Regions from separate parts of the Homo sapiens genome. Here region 1 is linked to region 2. The links are chromatin loops, found by intact Hi-C in ENCODE. Cell type or tissue: OCI-LY7. All regions are shown on one strand. Links, peaks and the distances in the headings refer to the core of each region. The heading gives the core; the rest is flanking DNA. Region 1 overlaps BALR6 (B-cell acute lymphoblastic leukemia associated long RNA 6). Region 2 overlaps BALR6 (B-cell acute lymphoblastic leukemia associated long RNA 6).

Region 1 (8,341 bases), core at 275-8,274, 96 kb after region 2:
GAGAATAGAATATTGATACAGTCATGTGACAATAAAATATATCTAAAGGACAAGTGTGAATGCACCCTTGACCAAATAGTGGGAGGGGGCAGCAGACTCTGAGGGAACTCTCAATTGGTCCTGTCTAAGGGTTAGAGGTGACTCTGGTTTTAAATGCAGCCTTTAATATGCATCAGATTCCATTCTGACAGACTCATCCAGTTACTGGAGTATACCTTGGAGTAAATAGCTCCATGTGCATATATATATTGAAAGAGATAAACAACAAATTATAAATAGAATAAAAACTTAAGGATGGAAAATAAAACATCAACATTTAGAAGGAAATATGGGAGAATTTAGTTAGAATGTTATGTTAGGACATTATCTCCTAAACAAAATGCAAAATTTATAAAATCATAAAGGAAAAGATTCATATATTTGGCTGCATGAAAATTCTAAATTCTGTTCAGTAAAATTACCACATACAAAACTAACAAAAGAAAAGCCATAGACTGTCACACACACATATATAAACACACACACACACACGGAATCTAAATATATGGAAAAGGATCAGTATTCAAAATATACAAAGAATTCTTCCAAATCAATCAGAAAAAGCCAAGTACTCCCAGTGAAAAAATGTGCAGAGAATATTAATAGGAAATTCACACGATAAGAAATCTAAATGATTCACAAAACATAGGAGAAGATATTCAATCTCACTAAATGATTTGTCCACTTTATCTATCTGTTGGCAAAATTTTTAAGTCTGACATTATCAGGTGTTGAGCAGATTGTGGAAAAGTACAAACTATCATAAACTACCAATGGGCATATAAATCTATTGAGCCACTTTGGAGAGTAGTCTAGCAATGACTAGCACAATCCAGCAATTCCACTTCTGGCTATAAATTCTTTTTAAAAACTGTATTGCACATGTACAGAACAAAAAGTTCATCACATCATTGTTTCTAAAAAGAAAAAAAAAGAAATCTAAAATGTCCATCATTAAAGTGTGAGCGAATTAAGTTGCTGTGTTTGTATATAATGAAGTACTATATGGCAATTAAAATAATTTACATTATGTGTATGAATATGGCTAAATCTCTGAAAAGCATAATGTGGAGTGAAAAATACAAATTGCAGTTTCATGCATATGTAAAATACTATATATGAGAAAAATATATACATGTCTAATTTAAATATAACAAATGTATGTGAATAATAAACATAGCACCCATGATTGTGGCTGCCTTTGAGATTGAGAAAGAAGATAACAATGTCAGAATATATTTTAGAAAGACTTAACTGAATCTGGATTGTCTTCATTCTTTCATGAAAAATGAAAAAGATTGAAGCAAAAAAAAGAATACTGGAATATGTTAGTTCTACGTGATAATACATTGATATTTAACTTGTGTTTCTCTATAGTTTTCTGTATTTTAAAAATATTTAATCTTATTGTACAAGAACTTATTAAGCACTGATTAAGTGACAAAAAAAAAAGAAAAGAAAAAAGCAAGAAAAAAAGAACTCAGTTAGCTTCAGGTCCCTGTCTGCTCCGAGAAGTGTTCTGCAAAGTTACAAATGATGCCCGTGCATAAAGAGTTTCATGGTCAACAGAAATTAACATGAAGACCCAGGCTTGGCCTTCAGAGAGCTCCCGCTCCACGGGAAGAACTGACTCAGTTGTGTGTCTATGTAGCAGGTGACCAAAAGCTTCCCAAACTTCCATTTCTAGTAAACTAGGTGCACGGAACTCTGTTTTCACTTTCCTTTACTCCTTTCTGCCACACCTTGCAAGAGCTTCTTAAATTGTGAAATTTCTGACATTCATTTCTGTGAGTATTCTACAAAAGTAAGGATATTTTTGTCATCTTCCAAATGTCCAACACCTTTCTGGTTTTCTTTTTATATGGCTTCTAGATAGATTAACTTTTTTCTACCACGCTGTCTGAAAAGGTTACCATTTCAAAAGCTTTATTCAAGAAGGGTTGTGATAAAAGTGCCCTAAATTTCCACCCTATTGGATTGAGGATGTTGGATAGAAGTCTGAAAAATAGAAATATAGAAGCCAAAAAGAACTTTTTAAAAGGAGTGATAGAAAACCCAGTAGCCTAGTGAAGATCAATAGTACAGTGAAGACAAATGATCCAAGAGGCCAAGTTCACCTTTCCTCCTGGCATCCCTGGTATGTTCCAGGAAGAAAATCGGTACTGCTGAAGAATGGGATTGCCCGTAAATATTTCTTTAAAGCTGAAAGATATGGGGGAGACAGTGTCTTATTTTCACTTTCCCCTGAACTCTCCCCATCCATGTTCAACAGGAGTAGCTGGTGAAAGTGGGTATCAATGTTGCTTATTGGAGATGTTGTAAAGGGGACTCCAGCTTGGAAGGAAGGTTGGATTAGATCACCTCACTGCTTCCTTCTAAATCCATGCTTCTGATCCTAGAACAGGATGTTGCTGACTGAGACTCTGCAGGCTGGAAGCCTCAGAAAATGCACTCGGGTGGGGTGCTGAAAGCAAGTGGAATCTGAGGGAATTTATTTGGGCATTTACCCTGGGACCGCTTTGGAACCAAAGCGAGAGGCTGAGGAAGAGGGGAAAATGACAAGGAAACAATTTCTGAATGTGTGCAGAATCCAGAAAACATGTTTTACTATGTCCTCAGCTGAATTTTTGTCTCCCACTTTCCCTATGCCAAAAATGACCTCACTATATTCTTCACAGAATGAGGCTCATGGTTAGAAGTCTCTTTATACACAACAATAATTTTAGAATGTGATACATGAAGGAAAGCTATCCACCACATTATAGAAAATCCATGGCTTCCCTGTATCTATCAGGTAAAAGAAGTTACCTGAAATGCTCTGTCCTCTTCCTCCTCAGGGGTCAACAACTCACCCAACCCCTACAGCCCTGTCAAGGAGATCACATACAAAACCCACATGCCAGCCTATTTTTCTCCATTAAGCAAAATATCATCATGACATTCACTGAAAAAAGGGGTAAAGGAAGTCTGTGTTTCAGATTTTGTTTCAGTCTTCTGGAATCAAACAAAATAACCCACATAACGGCCTCTGGGGCAAAAAGTGTGCAAAAATGAAGGTTTTAGGAAAACTCCAAATTGGATCAGGCCTGAGACTTAAACTATATACCGTGATTCTTTGGTATTGTTTGGTTTCATCATCTGTCTCCCACTTTGCCCAACTTTTATCAGACAAGACAGGAAGCAGGCACTCTTTATTCTGTATGCACAGTAGCTCTCTCAAAAACATCTTTATTCAGCTTCTTCGCTAATGTCTCCGGCAAAGGCATCAACATGCTTTGTGCAAAATGAATTACTGCTAATTAAAAATCAACAGAAATGAGCATGCAACACTCTGTGCCCCATTAATATTTTAACCAGCAGCATGAGTAATTAAAGCTGCGCTAATTTTTTCCTCTCTCGCACAGCATCTATAACCAGTCAATAAATTACATAAAAAGTACAGGTGTGTTTCGCTGTCAGAGGCATAATATAATGATAAATCGACATCATTTCTCATACTTAACGGTCCCCCATTTGGTGCCAACTAAGAACTTGCTGTTATCTTTGCATTTGTAAATGACACACACGCATGCCACACACACACACACACACACACACAAAATACTAAAAGGGAAGGCCATACGCCAGTACTGGCCCAAGTTCATGGGCTTCAGTTTGTACTTCAAAAGAGGGAAGCTAGTTGTTTGATAAGCAAAGTCTGCTGCCCTATATTTTGTTTCCTCTATTTTTTTTCCTGATGTTCATGAAGAGGGGATATGCTCCCCAGCCCCCAGGAACTATGTCAGAAAGTAAGATGGAGGAAACCATTACCAATTTCTATTATATTTTTCAATGCACATCAAGATTCACACACACACACACACACACACACACAAACACACACACACACACACACACCCTGGTGAGTACAGACCCTAGCCCTCTGCCATTCCCCAGTTCACTAGGCAAACCACTTCTGCTTTTTCCATTTCAATGATTACTCTTTGTAAAGCTTTCTCTTTCAAAAAAAAAAAACCCGATATGTACAGATGTTAAGTGTTGCTCTTTTTTCTTCCATAGAAAACATTAAGAAGTTGTTATTTACTGCTTCCTTTGGAAAGGTTCTAAATTATTTATCCCTCAGTAGTTCTCACTCTTCTTTTCCCAGTTACATTCCTCTTTCTTAGGACCCCTCTTGCCCTCCTTCCACTGGCATCAGCACCACACAAGCCCCCAGGTTGTGCCTAAGAAAAGCACTACCTGTTTCAGGCCTTTCAGAAGGCAGCCAGTAGGTCCTGCTGTAGCTCTACATTTGCCTTCGTTGGTGAAGAGCTAGAGCTCCAACACGGCTTTCTCTAAGAGGCTGACTGTGAATGCAATTCTGAAGGATGGATTCAGCAATTCTGGGCATCCTACAATGTGTCTTCACTTTTCTGCTAAAAAATGAATGTCAGCAGACAGGATGAGAGAGACCATTTTTAATTCAGTATTACTTAAGTCGAAAATACGTCCCTCAATCTTTCCTCCTCTAAGTAGCTTTTTTATTTTTACTAATTAAACAATTGTTTGCTTTGGAGAAGCAGTAAAATACGTTGAGAGTACTTTTAGCCTAAGGCAACTAGATGCCCCAGATATATCAGGCCAGTACCATCTTTTTAATGGACTTTCTTGCTGTCTGCTGCAAACAATCTGGGCAGTGAGATGCTCCAGCTCTCCTGGTCTGTTTCCCCTCCACCCTGTTGCCGTTCCAATGGCCCGGACTCCTTCATGCCTCACATCTGCACCATTAGGCCCCAGAAAGGTGGGCAAGGGGCCCAGTGGCCACAAAACCACTTCTACTCACTGGCAATACTTCAACAACCCTGCTGCCTGCATCACAAAAATCTTCGATGATGTTCAGTTCACAAATCTGGTTAGCTTATTTTAGCCAACTGTACTATCCACAAAAATTAAGGCAATTATTGTTTGCTTTAGGAGGAGTTTGATCTGACAGTCCATTCTGCTCAGAAATTTTGTTTCCCATTATGGTGTGATGATTTTATTTCTCTCTAGCTCTCTCTCTTTTTAAAGATGTGTGTGATTGCTCAGACCCACAGACATACAACATACAAAGGTATAAATTTTACAAGTTAAATACAATTACTTCTATCCAGAATTCTACTAATGTTTGTTAATGACTTGACCTGTCTAAAATACATAGGAGGTAGTTTAAGGTGCGAGAAGGAACAGCAGTAAACAGAGGGGGAAGCTGAGCTCCAACCCTCGGTAATATCAATCACCCTCTCTCCCATAACTCCAAGTGCCAAAGGAAATACAGGAAATCTATGAAAGCTATTCTGCTTTTTTTCTCTGGGAAAATTCTATTTAAGTGGCAAGAGGGGAAAAAGGAAACAAGGAAGGAAGGAGGGGAGGAAGGAAGGAATGAAGGGAGGGAAGGAGGGAGGGAAAGAGGGAGAAGAAGGGGAGGAAAGAAAACACACAAAGCACACATAAGTGCCTCTCAAAATGTGAAAGATTTCTGTTTAATTTTGTTTAAGTGTTCTGTGCTATCAGTTGCTGCTTGAATTAAATGAAAAGCAATTTCAGCGGTAAGCTGAGCCCTTAAATGTAAGAAATAATTTCCACTTTTCCTCAGCTCCAATCCTAAATTAGAAGAGACCCAATAGCTCCAATGAGGCAAAGGTGGAGGTGGGGTGTTGGTTTCCACTGGCCCACCTCCTCAGTGGTCCTCTGGGAAACACTCTTAATAATAGCTCAAGGGCTGAATGGAAAGGAGACATCAAAGCCCATATTTGAGAATCACGAATCTTTCCTCTGTGATTCTTAAAAATATGCTACAGAAAGAGCTTTGACATTGCCTGAAAGAGCCATGTGCTTTTTAAAATCGTGAATTGGATTCTACACTATATCTTTGTTAGCATTTTTTTCACTTAAAAGTGTTTTAAATGAATTCCTCTTGCAGAATTTTATTCTTCCTTTGGATGCTCAATTTTCTAAGAAAGAAAGTAAATCCTGCCAACTTTTCGTTACACATGATAATGAGAGAGGGACATCATGGGCAAGTTACATTTATAAATAATCCTAAATTCCCCTTCTATGCAATGGTTTGAGCAAAAATTTGATCAAAATTGTTTTTAAAAACGTTTTAAAGAGAGAAGATAATAGTTCTATTTGTAGTTCCACTTATTTTTTTCTGCAGGGCTAACAGAAATAACCGTGAGGAGTGAAATGTTAAAAAGACAATTAAAAAATTGTTAATCAATGTTTATAGAAGGTCACTGCTTTTAGAAATCCTGGAGAAATGGTCACCATCATCAGAAATACTGTCAATATCTTTGACTTGTAAGATATGCTATAGTCAAGTTGTGCATCAAAAGCAATTGAAACAGATAAGAGTGTAATTAATTCTGTCTAAGAGTTGGAGGGGGAGACAAAGAGTGGAGAATGAGTATAAAAAATAGTACACAAGAGTTATAAAAGGTTTTCTCAAAAAGCTTAGATTCAATGGGGAAGAAAAAAGTAATGTGCATGAACAGATAGGCATGGTCCTACTGATCAGAAATATGGTCATCTTAGGCTCTCCTCTCTCTCTCCCCCATATTTAGTCTTTTACTAAACTCTGTCTCTTCTACCACCTTAACATCTCTTGAACTTGTCACTCCTCTCCCTTTTTGCTGCCATGCTATTATTTCAGGCCCCTGTTTCCCCTGACCTGGTGGTCAGAATAGTCTAAGTCATGCAGTGATAACAAATAACCCCAAAATCTCCGTGGCTTAACACAAATTTCTTATGTATACGACATATCCAGCATGCATCACCTGGAGCTCTGTTTATCATAACCACTCAGGGACCCTGGCTAAGTTCCTAATGGAAGCTCCATTATCACCAAGTTAGGAGCAAAAAAACAAGATGAATCATGCACTGGCTCTTAAAATTTCCACCCAGAAATGACACATGACACCTCAGCTAACATTTCATTAGCTAAAGCGAGTCACACAGCTACACCCAGCCTCGCAGGGAGCAGAGCAATCATGCCATGTGCCCAAAAGAAAGAAAGCTAGAAATATTTGTGGTTGCACAGCATGAATAACTACCACATCTGCTTTAACTGAATAGCCCCTTAACTGGTCTTCCAGCTTCCGGCCCCACCTCCTCCAATGCATCCTCCACACTGACCTTTCTTAAATTCAAATACGATTATCTAAGCATATTATCACTCTGATTAAAAATGTTCACTGCCACATATATCACTTGAGATGAAGCTAAACTTGTTTCCCATGTTGAGCAAGCCAGTTTAGATCTGGCCTTGGGCTCACTTACAGTTTCTTCCTCGTCCACCACCACTATGGAAAGCATCCCAGTGTGTACCCAGTGTACCATGTACTCCAGCCATATAGAAATATAAAAGTGACATATCTTTGTTACCTTTGCACATGCTCTCCCTAAGCCTAGAATGACTCCCAACCTATCCCATCCCTTTCCTCTTAAAGAAGACATCCACTAAGACTCATCTAAAATGTGATATTCTCTGGACCACTTCCCTGACATCAAAGGTTGAATTACATGTTTTTTCTCTGCTCATATGGTGCCACCTATATACCTCTTTTCATGCCTTTTTTGTGTGAGAGTTACTACTTACCTATTCAGTTTCTCTACCAATAGATTTTGAGCCCTCCAAAAGGAAATGGACTCTTTTTATGGCAAGGGCCTGGCTTATAATTGGTTATTTGAAAATGTTTATTGGGTAAGTAAAGTAAAGCACAAATACAAAGTCAACTTCTAAGCTCCAGTACATATTCTAAAGTCTATGGGAATACCGAGTAAATGAAACACTAGTCTCCATCCAAAAGTATATTCATTTTCTCTTATTTGCACATATGTATGTGTTACAATGCTGAATCATTGAGAATAATTAATGCACTTTCTCTTTTGTATTTTCAAGTACAGGTCCTTCATTTCTATTGACTTGGGACATCTGTCTTCCTAGGGAGAAGATTAGAAAGGCTGAACATGGAATATGAAAAGGAAATAAGGTAATTTTCAGTTTCTGACATTCAAATACACTGTATAAGATTTTGTGGCAAGACAATAATCCTGCAAGCTAGTCTCTTATATTAAGAAAAATTGTCCAAATTTAGCATATTGAAAGCCAGACTTGGTAGGCTGGAGGGAAGTTCAGACGAGAATAAGAGAAAACGCTTGTCCTCAGGAGTCAGATGAGAAGACACTCCCTGATTTAGTCTCTACAGACTACCTGGAAAGGGAGTGGATTGTTAGACAACTGGGAATAGTACTGAAGGCAGAAAGAGGCTCTTCTCCTTAT
Region 2 (8,341 bases), core at 29-8,028:
AAGGGCCATCATCTGAGCTTGTCACATGAAATCCAGCCAATTCCATCATACTTTGCAAGAGTCCAGATCTCTCTCACTGCCGATGCCTTTGGAGCCACAAAGTGACAGTCAGCCCGGCTGTTATGGATGCCCAACACATGGCAAACCTGAAAATAAATGTTACGAAAAAGGCCACAGGGCCATAATAGAGTTGTTATTAGAGCCGAGATGAGTGCTGCAAAATGACTGAACGTCCACTATCTAGAGAGGAACAGAAATTTCAGAGACTGGGGGTAGATGACTGATGGAGTTGGCTAGTTCCAACTTCCATTTCTGCAACTGACACACAGATGCAGAAAAAGCTGAATGTATTCTAATGCCTTTAAAAAAAAAAAGAAAATCCAAACAAACCATGAGTGGGGCTAGTTTACAGTCATCAAATGGTGACTTTCATTTGATTTGGAATGATTTGGAATGCTTTTCTGATGTGTTCTATCTTTCCTATAAGGAATTGTGAGCTTATTATACTCAGAAATCTGAGAGCCAGATAAAAGAGAGATCTTGCCTCAACTTCTCTGACAAGGAGATAGGAAGGAATAGTGTAGGCCCAAAACTTTAGGGCTCAGATCCTGCAAAAAGTCATCACTCTTCATCTATTCAACTTCCTGTCTTCATAAGTATTAATTTTGAAACGAATGCGTAAGTTGAAGCTTTTCTTTAAGATTGACTATACTTTGTCAAATGATGGAAAATGCTTTTAGCCAGAAAATCTATTCTTTATCATAAGGCACTCTTCATAATGGCTTTTTAAATTCAATGTAATTTGTTTTTGGAGTACAAACAGGTTCTGCTGCTCAATTGGTAATTCAGGATTCGTTTTCAAAATAAACTAAAGACACATTCGTGATCACCACATGTTACTGAATGTCTATCCAAACATCTAACACGAAAGTTTTGAAAAGTTAATTTTCTGACCATTCCTCTGGTGTCATTCTTAATTCTGTCACCTTGACATCATGTTGACTCCTTCAGGAAGCAGTGTTAAGAAAAGTGAAAATGTGTCATCAGGCAGTGTTGTGGGTGAATGTACTACTCTGACAGCATTAAACTTTTATGGATGTGTTTATGTATCATACATGTACAAGTCAGCAAGTCTGTATTAGAAATAATCTGCAGAAGCAATAAATTAATGCTGTATTACTAATATTAGTTTACATGTTCATCAAATGGCTCCATGTTTGTGACCAAAATCCCCCTCCACATGAGCTATCCAGCCTGTTCCTGCCCTGAAGCTGGCATGTGCCCTTTTCAGCTCTGAAAAACCTCAATTTGCATAAAGGTCCTCAGCCATCTGAATTAGCTTTGTTTTTGTGTGGAACTGTAAAGGTTGAGTGGTAAGGGCTTAAAGAATCTCTTAAATAATTAAATGGAGTAAACAAAGTGACATCTTGAAGAGTGAGTTTTTTTTTTCTCCCCTTGGGAGAAAAATAGCAAATTCCTTAAGATAATACATTAGATAGAAAGGGGCAAACATTTTTAATGAATAGAGTAGGGTTTGGAGGAGTGTTGAAGAAGCAATGCAGGTTTTTGGCTAGCTACTTCTGGTGCCAGAGATGGTTTTTGGGGTCTTCTTTATCAATGTGGTGGCAACATCTGTGAAAAGTGAAGATTTAAAAAACAACATTGCAGGCTGTTACAGAGGATACTAAAGATGCATCACTAATGACATAGAAGGGTGTGTGTGTCTACATAGGAGAAAATGGAGTTACCTCTCTCAAAAGTGTTTCATGAAAGAACAAAGATGACTGCAGGACATAAGGGATTTTTTTGAGGTATCATACTGTTCTGCCCACCAGCTGATGATGAAGCTATAGATAATTTTCAAAAAAGATAAAAATTAACAAAAAGTGAAAACAGGAACATTTTCTGATGCTATTGATAACTTAATGAAAATGTAAAGAGACTTATGTGAAACTGAATTTTATTTTCCAAGGGATAAAGGAGAAACGTAGACTTCCAGAGCAGGTTCATTTTTGCTATCGGAAGTATAGCTGAATAAGGCAGCCTCAAATGAAACCTAGAGCCAAAGGTTTTCTTCATTCCCTTCTAGTGTGTCCATAACTCTCCTGGAATCTGTGAGCTTGCAAGACAATCTAGCACACATTTGAGCTTTCAAGATGCATGGCACATCCAGACTCGATGTGGTGTTAGTAGCTCCTGTCATTAATAAATTCCTTTGCACAGTGGCTTCAAACTACCTGTCCACCAATTGCTTTCTCTGTTATTTGGTTCCCCTTATTTCTCGATTTTCTGAATGTCAGAACTTGGCTAAACAAAATGAAATACAACTTTCTACATGTAACCCTTTTACTTCCTCATTTCCACATGGCAACATATTTTCTTACTCCAAACACTGCAGTCCTTAAAATTCTACTCAAAACCTCTTTCTTCTATAAACTTCATTCAGTTTCTTTTCATTTCTTATAGTATCCTTTCAGAATTCATTCATTCATTCATCAAACTTTTTTGGAGCACTTACTATACATAAGGCAAAAAAAAATAGGATCGGAGACTACAGAGATGAACAAGTTGCATTCTCTACTCTCAAAGAATAAATCGTCCAACTGTCTAGACGGGCAATAGATTGTGGTAACTGCAGTGAGAGAAATATCTAGGAACAGGGGAGTGCACCTGAGGGGGTGTCAGTAGAGAGACAGGCTAACGCGGAAGTTTCCTGAAAGATACGATGTCTGTGATGAGTCTTAGAAGATGAGTAGAAGTCAGCCAGGCTGGGCATCCCAAGTATGAAGGTTAGTACCAAGCCTGAAAACAGTATACTAGAACTTCTCTTCACATTGACGCTTTTGTTGCCTAAGTGTTCACAATAGTCTGTCTTGGTTCCACCTTCAGGCTGACTTCAGACCATCTGAGGGAGGAATTAAGTGAGATAATGGGTTTATCACAAAGTGGTGGGAGACAGCTTCTAGAATTCTTATTATGATTATTAAACCTGGTTTCTGCTTTATCTCTTATTTTCCTGAAGTACCATTAAAGTGCTCTAAGTACCCAAATCTTGCTATTGGTTTCTTTACTCCTCTCTTGTCACTCTGGTAGCAGGCAGGGCAGACCTCGGCTACCAAAGTGAGAATGAGGACTCAAGGAGGAAGTGAAAGATGGTCACAGAATCAAAAAGCATCCCCAGACTTCCTGTTGGGAGCTCTCTGCTAGTGTCCCCAGGGTGTTGACAGTAACTGTTCTGGGGGATGAGGCGAGGGAGGGGTGCAGTGGGCTGCAGAAAGACACAGCAGCTGGCTTCATTACTACATCCCTAACAAAGGGTCTCTATAAATCAGACAGGAGGGAAGTGTATGTTTGGCAGGGGGAGGGAAGTTGGTGGGTGCTTGCTCTTTGGCAAATGGTTTAGAACTCATTGGGGCTTACAACCATAATCTACTGATTTGGGAGCCATGGACAAAATCTTTTCTTTTCTAAGCGTTATACTAACAGTGAATATAGATTTTGTTTTCTGGTTTAAATGTGAAGCAAAAAGACACATGATATGATTTTTAAGTAATATGTTCTTAAGTCTATTTCGTTTTAAGCAACTCATCTTCACCAAAAGTGCATCATTAAAACTGGTGGTAAATATATGTATACAATTTTTAATATAAATCTGCCTCTCAATCAGTTTCCACATCGCCTGTACATTTATATCAGATCTCTGAAGCCCACTGAACATTAGCAAGAGAAGTGTGAAAAGACAGAAATAGTATCCAGTCCTTGCAGAATGTCTCATTTAGCGGAGTGGGGAAGCTGAGGGGAAGAAATAGTAGTAATATTTTTTGTGTGTGGCCCCATTACTTTTTCAAAGCATTTTCCACCTTTAATTTAGTTGTGACTTCCAGCTGTTTTTGACAGATGGGAACACAAAAACAAGTAGCAGCCAATCAAGTGACACCCAAGCCACGTTTCCTATAGCTGCTGTATCCCAGGCTTAGTCTTTGCTTTCCTCTGCCAAATCCCTCTGCTTTCTTCACAATGAATGCAAGTCTCTGATCACACCTCAAAATAGCCAGCACATTCCTCAGCCTAGCTTTGTGACCAACGTCAGGCACCCAGAAAAGCTCCAGGCAGAAGTCACGAATTTCACAGCCCACTGGGACCAAAGAGGTGATTTAAGAGAGGAAAGTGGGCAGGGTGGAAGACAGCATGAAGAGGTGGGAACCCAAGAGAATGCAGGCCCCCCTGAAATACAGTGCTGTGATGGAGTGGACTTCAGAGGGCCGATTATACACATCTCTTCCCAAAGCTCTTTTCGGTGTCCTCATCTTGGTAAGTCAAAATTGACCATTTACGCCACAGGAATTGTCAAACATTGCAAATCAGGGCTTCCACTCCACTCCCAGAGAGTTGGTTATTAAACATTTACTTGCACACCAATGCATAAGAGCATTCAAATCCAATTCTTAATTACTGGTGTATGAGCCAAACAAAACTCATTTGCTCCTGTGTCTGCCCCAAGGCTCCAGGTTTGAGACCTCTGCTCTAGGGGTTAGGCTGTCTTTGGCATGGTGACAAATTTGAATCTTTGTTGGTTCTCCTACTCTTTCCTTCTTTTCTCCCCTCCCCTCAACTTTCTGACTTCTGAAGGAAAAGACCAATAAAGTAGCTCTACAAAATTACTATAAAGGAAACAATCTAAAGGAAAGAATACAACTTACCAACAGGTGTTTGGATAACTTCAGTCTGAGTTACATTCTCTTGGTTGAAACTCTTCGGCCCACCTCTATTGTTAACACCTGTGAAATTGTTCAGTCAAATAATCCCACAGCCCTCTCTGTCTCTCGAATGTGTAGTCTGTTATATTTCTTGTCAATGAGGCAGCACAGAATTCATTTAGAGGGCCATGTGAAGTGTTTGTAAATAACAAATTAAGATTTAGTTCAAATATCTCTGATGGGGTCTTGGTGTGCTTACCAGGTTTATGGATCTGTCTCATGGGAATGCACTTTACAAAGTCGCATTTGTGGGTTGTTTATCCAGTTAATAAAGGTATACATTATATATTTGTCATAGATATGAATGGAAGAAAGGGAAATAATCACTGGAAAAAGCTGTTTCAGATTTTTGCAAGTTGAAGTACTGTGTTAAAGAAAATGGAATAATATGACAAGTATTAGATACTTCATTAGCTAAAATAAAAATAATCATAAGTATTACTCTATTGTTTTTCTTTTTGTGAAATGATTTTCAACCAACATTGGAAAAGCTTGGTAAACAAAACTCGTGGACTGTCTAAAATCAGGTTCTTACTCTGGGGTTCACAGACCCAGGATGTCTGTGAACTTGAATGTAAAAACAATTACAACATTATTTTCACTCATTTCCAACTGAAATTTAGCATATCCTTCCATTATGAATAGAGTCAACAACCTATGGTACTATTAGCAGTACCTGTCTGTCACTAATAGAAATCACAGTTTTTTTTTTCTATGAAATTACAGTTGCTGTAGATATATGAAAACAGTCTTTATACTCTTCATTTCTTCGAAATTATAGTAATTATTAGATGCACTGCAAGATTTTATTTTTTAAAAGCACATACATTATTACATCACACATTTGACTTTTATATATTTTGATAACTATGATTCCATATAATTGGTTTCCTTTGTAATACCTATACATTCTATTTTTTTCACTTAAAAATATTTTCCTGAGAAAGGGTCCACAGACTTCACCAGATTGCCAAAGAGGGTAGGATCCATGGCACTAAAAAAACTTAAGAACCCCTGTTCTAAAATTGGCCCCAAATTTCATTTATTAATTTATTCAACAACAATCAATAACAGTTAAGTGCCTTCAAATGCCCTGCAGTGTTCAATGAACTAGGGATATAAGAACAGATGAGACAAAATTTCTACCTCAAGGACCTTATATTATATAGAAGATAATTTATTTTCCCAAAAAGGATAATTCTTTAAACATTTAATCTCAAAAGCAACAAGAACAAAAACTCACAAGTAGCACTATCCAAAACGTGATCCATGAAACAGCAACTTGGGCATTGTCTGGGGTTTTGTTAGAAATGTAGAATTTCAGGCCCCATCCCAGAATCTCTATTTTAATAAGATCTCCAGAAATTAGAAAATTTGAGATGTGCTGGCCTAGACTTTAGTCATTCATACTACTATCCTTACCACTTCCTTCTTCCCATTTGGCCTGAACAATGATCTAAAACAATGACAAAGTCCCAAGGAATCAGGAGACCACTAATAAAGTCAAGTGTAGACCAAACTGATTTTTCCAAGGCTTGTGAAAGAGAGCATGGCTCTTTTGAGAATTCTATTTCTAGCAGTACCGAAGAGTACAAATCTAAGCTGGGGAAAAAAAAAAAAAAAAAGAAAGAAAGAAAGAAAAGAAAAACACGATTGGAAATCTTGTCACATTTTCTCATGCCTAATTTGGTCATTCCTTTGTATGAAGTAAAACAAGCTCATCTTGTTTAGTGTTACCTCAATGGAGTGAAATTGGCTACACCGTTCTTTCACTCAAAGAACTATTCATAGATTTCTATTCTCAAGCATGTTATTTATATTCTGCCTAAAAGTAGGTTTCACAGTTATTCAGAATCATGCAGCATCAACTGAATACTTCTTTAATTTTGATCTGAAAAGTGAAACACATTTGAATTTCCTAATATAATATTTGGGGAGAACCCCAAAGTGTGAATATTGAGAAAACAATGATATATAAAAGATATTAGAATCCAGTGATTACTTAAAAGCTTGAAATCAATTGAATTCTATGTATGGTGGATACTTATGAAATCACATGCAAACTGCAGTGATGTGGCTTGATAATCTAAATCTTATTAATGATCCAGGGGCAGTGCTCTCTGTCCATTGCAATCTCTGACCCTGTCTTTATTTAAAATTCCAACTTTTTTCCATTATTAATTTTTCGCATTAATTTTTATTTTTAAAACTATTGCATTAAAATATTTATCTTGATTACTGAGATTTTGGACACTCCTTAAATTTTGTACTTCAGATCCTAGTCCTGACCCTGTTGGACATACAAGGTCAGAGATGAAGAAATAATTACAATTAGAATAAATTCTAAAAATTACAAATAAATATTCATTTTTGCCTAGCAATTGTATTTTTTTTTTTTTTTTTTGAGACGGAATCTCGCTCTGTCACCCACGCCAGAGTGCAGTGGCGTGATCTCGGCTCACTGCAAGCTCCGCCTCCCAGGTTCACGCCGTTCTCCTGCCTCAGCCTCCCGAGTAGCTGGGACTACAGGTGCCCACCACCACGCCCAGCTAATTTTTTGTATTTTTAGCAGAGACGGAGTTTCACTGTGTTAGCCAGGATGGTCTCAATCTCCTGACCTCGTGATCCACCCGCCTCGGCCTCCCAAAGTGCTGGGATTACAGGTGTGAGCCACCGCTTCTGGCCAACAATTGTATTACTATTACTCTTAAAATACTACCAGTGTCATTAGAATAGTTTTTTAAACAATCGTAATACTTGTGTCACACTGTATATATATGCCACTCATAAACATAAAGATCTTTTCTTTCCAGCACACATTACAGGCAAGAAATTCTTTCAGTTAATTAATAGGTAAACTGAGGCTTGGATCATTAACTTGTAGATTCATAATTTCTCCTAACTGTTCCCAAGTAAAATGTTTACCAAAAGATCATCCCACTGTCCTGTAAGAAGCAGAATTTTATTGTTTGTACATTGTGTGAAATGCTATTGTCATCAAAGTTAATCACCAAGAAAGCCAAGGCCAATAAATAGCTTAGATGAATTGGAAAATTTGATCTTTACTTGGATTTAAATTAATGAAATTATACGGTACCAAAGACAGCACCTCGCTAAGGCAGTTTAATGTTAACAACTTTCATAATAGTCTCAGAGGGCATTGTTAAGAGGAACTCTCTGAATTGCCTGATTTTAAAAAACTGCACTGTACCAGTATTTTTTGCAAACAAAATGTAATGTCAAATAGAAAGGGGTACATCATAGGAAAATTAACTTTAAACCCTATCATCCCATAAAGCACAAATAATTCCAAACTTTCCCAATGGCAATAACTGAATAAAAATTGTCTGGTGCCATACTGAATAATGCCTGAAGGATAGAAAATAAGTAAATAAGACACGGTGATCAAGCCCTTCACTTGCTACTATGTTAGCTTTGTTTGGTTTTAAGAAGCAGAGCCCAACTCAAGCTGGTTCAAGTTAAGGGAGATTCATGTTAAGGATGCATGGAGAGCAATAAGAAAGATAGAATTGAATGGAATGTGGCTAGTTTTGAGATTTTCTGCAAGTGTAAAACACACAGTG

Evidence for each region. Hi-C counts contacts between places; a loop is a spot of excess contacts. Peaks named below come from ENCODE experiments on the same cell type or tissue, not always from the same donor. Only the 100,000 strongest peaks of a DNase experiment are listed, where the experiment ranks them.
Region 1: it touches region 2 in a loop (2.9-fold over the local background); 2 of 110 quality-filtered maps call a loop at or near these places.

The regions. Positions count from the first base shown.
Region 1 is chr3:18,123,336-18,131,676 of GRCh38, reverse strand. The region is part of intron 4 of BALR6 (B-cell acute lymphoblastic leukemia associated long RNA 6); the gene reads right to left. Among named protein-coding and RNA genes, the nearest start is that of BALR6, 160 kb to the right of the region's middle. RefSeq lists an enhancer at 2,932-3,807. In OCI-LY7, for the core only: CTCF peaks have their summits at 4,095 and 4,302; DNase peaks (open chromatin) are centred at 3,976 and 4,306; H3K4me3 peaks cover 1,707 bases; H3K27ac peaks cover 2,404 bases.
Region 2 is chr3:18,218,611-18,226,951 of GRCh38, reverse strand. All of the region lies in intron 4 of BALR6 (B-cell acute lymphoblastic leukemia associated long RNA 6), which reads right to left. Among named protein-coding and RNA genes, the nearest start is that of SATB1, 200 kb to the left of the region's middle. In OCI-LY7, for the core only: no CTCF peak of the experiment used is centred there; DNase peaks (open chromatin) are centred at 1,301, 2,771, 3,191, 4,781 and 2 weaker places; H3K4me3 peaks cover 5,127 bases; H3K27ac peaks cover 5,544 bases.